2 separate regions of the Homo sapiens genome follow, and region 1 is linked to region 2. A link is a loop called in an ENCODE intact Hi-C map of the cell type or tissue named here. Cell type or tissue: heart right ventricle. All regions are shown on one strand. Links, peaks and the distances in the headings refer to the core of each region. The heading gives the core; the rest is flanking DNA.

Region 1 (2,826 bases), core at 312-2,811, 1.1 Mb before region 2:
CCCAAAGCCACCAACAGTCCAAGGTGAACAGATATAGGTAAAGTTTTGTAGAGGAAGGAAAGACTCTAATTCAATTTCCAATCCCACATTTGGGGCTTTTGAAAAGATGTTTTCACTGACCAGAAAGTTAGGCACATCTCCTGCTTAAAGCCGTCACTACCAATAAGATGTCTTATGAAGACAGAAGATACAAAGACTTGAGAAATCGCTCTCTCCTTCTCTTTCTCCCTCACTCTCTCTCTCTCTCTTTGTCTTTATTTCTCTCCCCAACGCTCCTGTCTATTTGAGCTTTCTTAGAAGAGCTCCTAATTAGGTTAGAGAAAATTATCCAGAAAAGAATTATTAAAAAAAACTGTAATAGTGCTGTGAGGATGCAAGCACCCTGCCAATAGGAAGCTCAGAGTTTAGTGAAAATAATCAGTCAGGTTTTTGCCACACAGAACAGAGCTGTTTCTTATGAAGACCTAATATCTCTCACATTGCGAGGGGAAAAGAGCCCCAGGTTTCCATGGATGTGTTATTCACCCGGGAATGGGAGACATTGCAATTTTCCAGGAAGGGCATGAGGGCAGGCACGCATCGCCCTGACATGGGTAGTGAGAGGTTCTCTCTTCCCAGGGATGATGGAGGAACTGCCAGGATTCATCAAACCTATGACTGTTACTCATCTCTGCTGATTCATGTGAGAATAAATGAGAGACCTTAAAAAATCCTGAAACTTATTTTTATTGACTTTGAAAGAGGAAAAAGGATGTGGAATATGTGTAGCTAGATTGAAAATAAAAGCCGGAGCATGTAGCCTTCTGGATCGCTGCTGATGGCGTCTGAGTGACGGGTGCATCTGACAAGGACTTAGAGGAAGGAGGAGGCACCTGATCGAGGACTCCAGCCTGAACATGAGGCAGGGGACAGGACATTCTATGTCAAGTTGCTATGACATAGAATGAATAAAAATAATGGAAAAGATCCTAAAGAGAAAATAACAATGAAGATAAGAAAGAATTTGAAAAAATATCAGTATAAAGCCTAAATTAAACACAGTTTAGCCCAAGGTAGTATAAGACACGACTCTCACACAAACTTGATGCTAAAGAGCTCATAATTAGAAGACTATTAAAAAGAAATTGCTCCAGGAGAAGGGAAGGAGAAGAGCATATTATTCATCAATGCAGGAAGGCATGAACTTCAGATATAGAGAGATCAATTGCATTCCTAAGTAAGGCTACTCTGAGAGCGACCTTAGAGCTGGCCCTTCTCCACCCACTGTGTGACTAGAAAAGCTACTTATTCTCTGTGAGGAAGTCACAGTGCCAGATGTACCTGATCCATTAAGGATGTTGTATTAAGTGAGAGATTGATTTGGATGTATCTAGCATGATAACTGGTTCACAGTAGATACCCAAAATGCTATCGTAACAGTGAGGCCAGGAAATATTACAATACTCATTTTTGAGGAAACATAAGAAAGCTGCTATGCCCATAGTAACTTGTGGAGGTGTCTGTGACCCCTGGTAATCAAGCTTGGATCACTTGATTGTGGGTTTGGCCTCATTGCTGTGGTCTCATTGTGTTAAAGAGGATGGACAAAGCAGCTTTTGCTTATGGATCCAGTGAGGCAAGGCGAGAGCGCTCATCAGAAGAGGATTGCTCCATACTGGATGACATGGGCCAGCCCAGTTTGACCCTCTCTTTAGGAAAGAGGCATGTAGCATAGACAGGGAGGGAGATGACAGGAAAACACAGCTGCTAAGAGAACAAAGAGAGCAGGTGGTGAGCAGAAGTCACTCATGAAGCAGCAGCCAGGGGGCGCCAGGGGCTGTAAAGATGGCTTGTGTGGCAGAGGAAAGACGCAAACCCAGCACCATGGCACTCGTGGGCCATTGGATCCGCTGCTGGCAACCACATTCCCTTCCACCGAGGGGCTGCCTGGGGGGTTCTTGCTCTTCTGTGTCACTCTGTCCATTCTCACCAGCATCACATCACTGGAGCAACTCACAATGGGCTTTTGTGCCTTACTATCTGGAAGGACATAAATCTCACAGACTTGCTATTGTTATTATGACCTGCAAAGCTACTATAGATATATATCCTGACTTTGAAGAATTTCTCCCTAGTAAAGAAGATATTAAGTTTAACAAATAATGACAATGGGGATATATAAAGGGATATGTACCACAAGAAGGGTATAGATAACTGGACACAGAAGTTAAAAGGAGAGAGATGCCTTATAAATAGACTATCAGAGGTGTGATGGAATAGACAGCATTTCGGCTGGACCACAAAGAAAGGGTCACAAACACCATTGGATATAATGAGGAAGAGAGAAAGGAAATAAAATGAGCGGAGGTCTGAATAACGGTGGGAGGAACCCTGTGAGTACACATGCAAGTCCCAGGAGCACAGGGAGAGGGGAGAAGGGCTTAGCAGAAGGACAGGCGGCACCTGACTGTGACGGGATTGGACCCAGTTGTAACAAGGTGCATCCCGGTGGATGGAATACCCGTGATGGAATTCTTTATTTTTCTTTCACCGCTGTTTTGAACCATGTTCTGCCGAATCTTCTGCCCTGTTTCTGCCTTATCACAGACAGGCCCCACCCCACTATGGACAGGCACTGCCCCCTCCACCAATTGCACCCTCCACCAACCACTCCTGAGACGTCAGAGCAGTGGCAGCAGCACCAAATGCCCCAGACCCGACTGTAGACCACCTCCCATTATAAAATTCTCAGAAAAAAAAAAAACAAAAACAAACCACAAAGCCCAAAAATACGATCCCCTTCTGCTTTTATGTTGAAATTGAAAAACTAAAATTCCAACATTATTC
Region 2 (2,826 bases), core at 245-2,744:
CCTTCAATAACAAATTTCTAATAGTATGCCTACTACCAATTTCTCTTTTTTAGTAGAAATGATCAGCAGCAGAATTATTCCTTGAATTATCAAGACCTACGATTGTCAATGCAACGATTTCATGTCTGTTATTGCTAATGTAAAACTAAATATTTTGAAGTATTGATACTTAAAAGTCTGTAATTGAGCACTCATTAAAATTATATCGATGGACATAAATTTCACTCAAAAAAAGGAGTCCAATGAATAATATATTAGCATGTTCATGATAACACATAAGCCAACAATGTCAATTCATTTTTTTCTAAAAAATAGCTAAAATCATCATTTTATTTCAAATAGCATACATCATTTCAATAAGTTATCATAAGGAAACACTAAGTGTGCATAATTACGTTAGTTTTTGATAATCTACTGATGCTTTAAATAATGTATAAGCATGAGCTTTTTTCCAACATGTTAGTTTGTAGTATCGCTATTTTGTAAAAGACATTACTGAAATTGAAACTAATCACTATGAATCAATATATGAAGATTCAATAAATATAAGCATATCGATACATGTTAAATATATTTAGCATTTAATTGCTAAAAACCCATTGTCCCTATACTAAAGATCTGAGTCAAAAATAGATTCAACTTTTATGGTTAGTAATATTTCACAATAGTTCTGCAAATATATATTAATAATATACTGAGATTACAAAATTATAATTTTATAAACCATAGACATAAAAAGGCCCATCATTTTCTAGGTGTTTAAACCTAAGTTACTATTACTAACTTCAGTTGGCAAATGGCAGGTTTAATGGACACAATATTCTTTTGTTACTCAAAATATAGACAACTGAGAATATGACGCTTAAATAAACTTTTAAAGAGATTCAACTTGAAATCCCTGCAACTAAAACAGCATAATCTACAATAGCCAAACAGAAAACTTCATAGCAACTAGATATTTTGATTGGAAAACCATATATCCAAGAGAACTGCAATGACATCAATTTCCTTACCACAGACATCTATGGCTATCTTGATAGGCTTAATTTGGTTCAACAAAATGTCACATCACACAAACCATGTTCAGTGAATTCTACAAAATCTAAATACAGAACATAGGGTGTGGAGTCAAATATAAATTGTTTAATAAATTTCAAATCTCTAGAATTTTCCGTTTTTCAACCAATCCACATCTAGCAAGCTTTGCTAATAACCTCCCTTGTTTTTATGGAACATGTCCAGTCATAGCTTATATGACTGATTTGAAATGCAAGCTTAAATTTATTCCAAACTCACTAATGATCAGCTATAAACACCTAACATACCCTATATGTGAGAGGTGACTGAAACTGAGAAAATGTAATTTACCGAAGGAGAAACTAAACTGTGTTATGTGCATTGGTTCTGACTTAGGAAAGTTTTGCCAATAGTTCTTTGTTTTGATTTTTCAGACCAAGGGAGGAAGCACCTCGGGAAGTTGTAATATGAAACTAATGGAGAAAAATATAGCACCCACCCCTGAAAACCTTTTGTATTGTTTCAATCACAAAACTTACCCCAGTAGAAGTGTTAGAGTAACATAATATTGCCCTCTGCTGGTCCTTCATGATTTTTACATCTAACTGCCTTAGTTTAAGTTCTCAGCATGGGGGGAAAATATAAGCAATATTCATGTAATAAGCAAAAACAAATAATAAAGATTAAAATACCGTAAGTTCCACAGTAACGTTTCCATGATATATATTTTTATTTTATATTTAGTTTAAACAGGAAAAGGCTACGATGTATTTTGAAATTGCTCGATGAATAAAAACCCTAGCAAGTATTAAAACCCTTTATTTCTAGAAATATAATCATACTGCTGTCTTCCAACAATCAAATGTGTTTTAGATAATGATAGGAAACAGAAATATGCTGAATATTTTGGCAACGCTATAAAAAGGTACTTAACTTTGATCTTTAGATATTTTTCTGCTGTAATTTTAAGTGATTTCCTACATTATAGCTCTGAATAATATTTTCAAAAGCCTCTTTAAAAGGGTAGAAAAAAGGGGGACTATACTGTACTTGAATGGAAAAGCTGCTCTACTTGATGATATCAAATTCTTGAGCAAACTTTCCATGAAGTCATCTTTACCTACAGGAAGTCAATTAAAATCTGACAGGAGAGATTAAGGGCTCTGTGACAGATTTCACTGGTCTGTACTCAGTATAGACACAGCAATGCTATAACATTGAAGTTACAATGAATATTTAACAATCCAACGACTAACTACTCCAGCAGAGTTTTCAAAATAATGTGATGTCCCTATTTGTTAGAGCAAGTTCACTCTGGCATCAATTAAATCATGAACTGTCATCTTGATTGCTCTCTTTGTTGAGGGACAGCACATTTCCATCTAAGGATCACCTCGGCTTTATATCTCTGCAAGACAATTCATAATTCTGAGCAGCAGAATGAATGCACAAATTACATTCTTCAACCTTTTACTCCCACTAAATCTTTCCTTTTTTCCACTTTGCTGAGCCTGAATATTTTATTCCTCCATCAAATATGCATCCCATTAATTAAGTTAAATTACTTCTGACTGCCAAATATTCTCTGTCGATGACTGTCAACAGAAAATACATGGCTGTGAACTTCTAATGACACAGTCTCGCTTAAACATGAGTTACAACCTTCACGCAGGCATCTACAGGCAAATTATCGGCCTCTTCTTCAAAACCGGGCTGAAATTAAATGCTGGTTTCTTTTTCTTCAGCTTTTAACAAGTACACAATAGATGACACTCGTACTTGACAAAGCAAGTACTGCAATTTTAATTA

The links. Hi-C counts contacts between places; a loop is a spot of excess contacts. Peaks named below come from ENCODE experiments on the same cell type or tissue, not always from the same donor. Only the 100,000 strongest peaks of a DNase experiment are listed, where the experiment ranks them.
Region 1: a loop joins it to region 2, with 4 times the contacts of the local background. A loop is called at or near these places in 24 of 110 quality-filtered maps.

What each region holds. Positions count from the first base shown.
Region 1 is chr18:75,726,622-75,729,447 of GRCh38, reverse strand. No RefSeq gene overlaps it. Among named protein-coding and RNA genes, the nearest start is that of LINC01898, 16 kb to the right of the region's middle. In heart right ventricle, for the core only: a CTCF peak has its summit at 1,800; a DNase peak (open chromatin) is centred at 1,807.
Region 2 is chr18:74,651,341-74,654,166 of GRCh38, reverse strand. The region is part of intron 3 of ZNF407 (zinc finger protein 407); the gene reads right to left. Among named protein-coding and RNA genes, the nearest start is that of ZNF407, 55 kb to the right of the region's middle. In heart right ventricle, for the core only: a CTCF peak has its summit at 1,594 (motif pointing left); no DNase peak of the experiment used is centred there.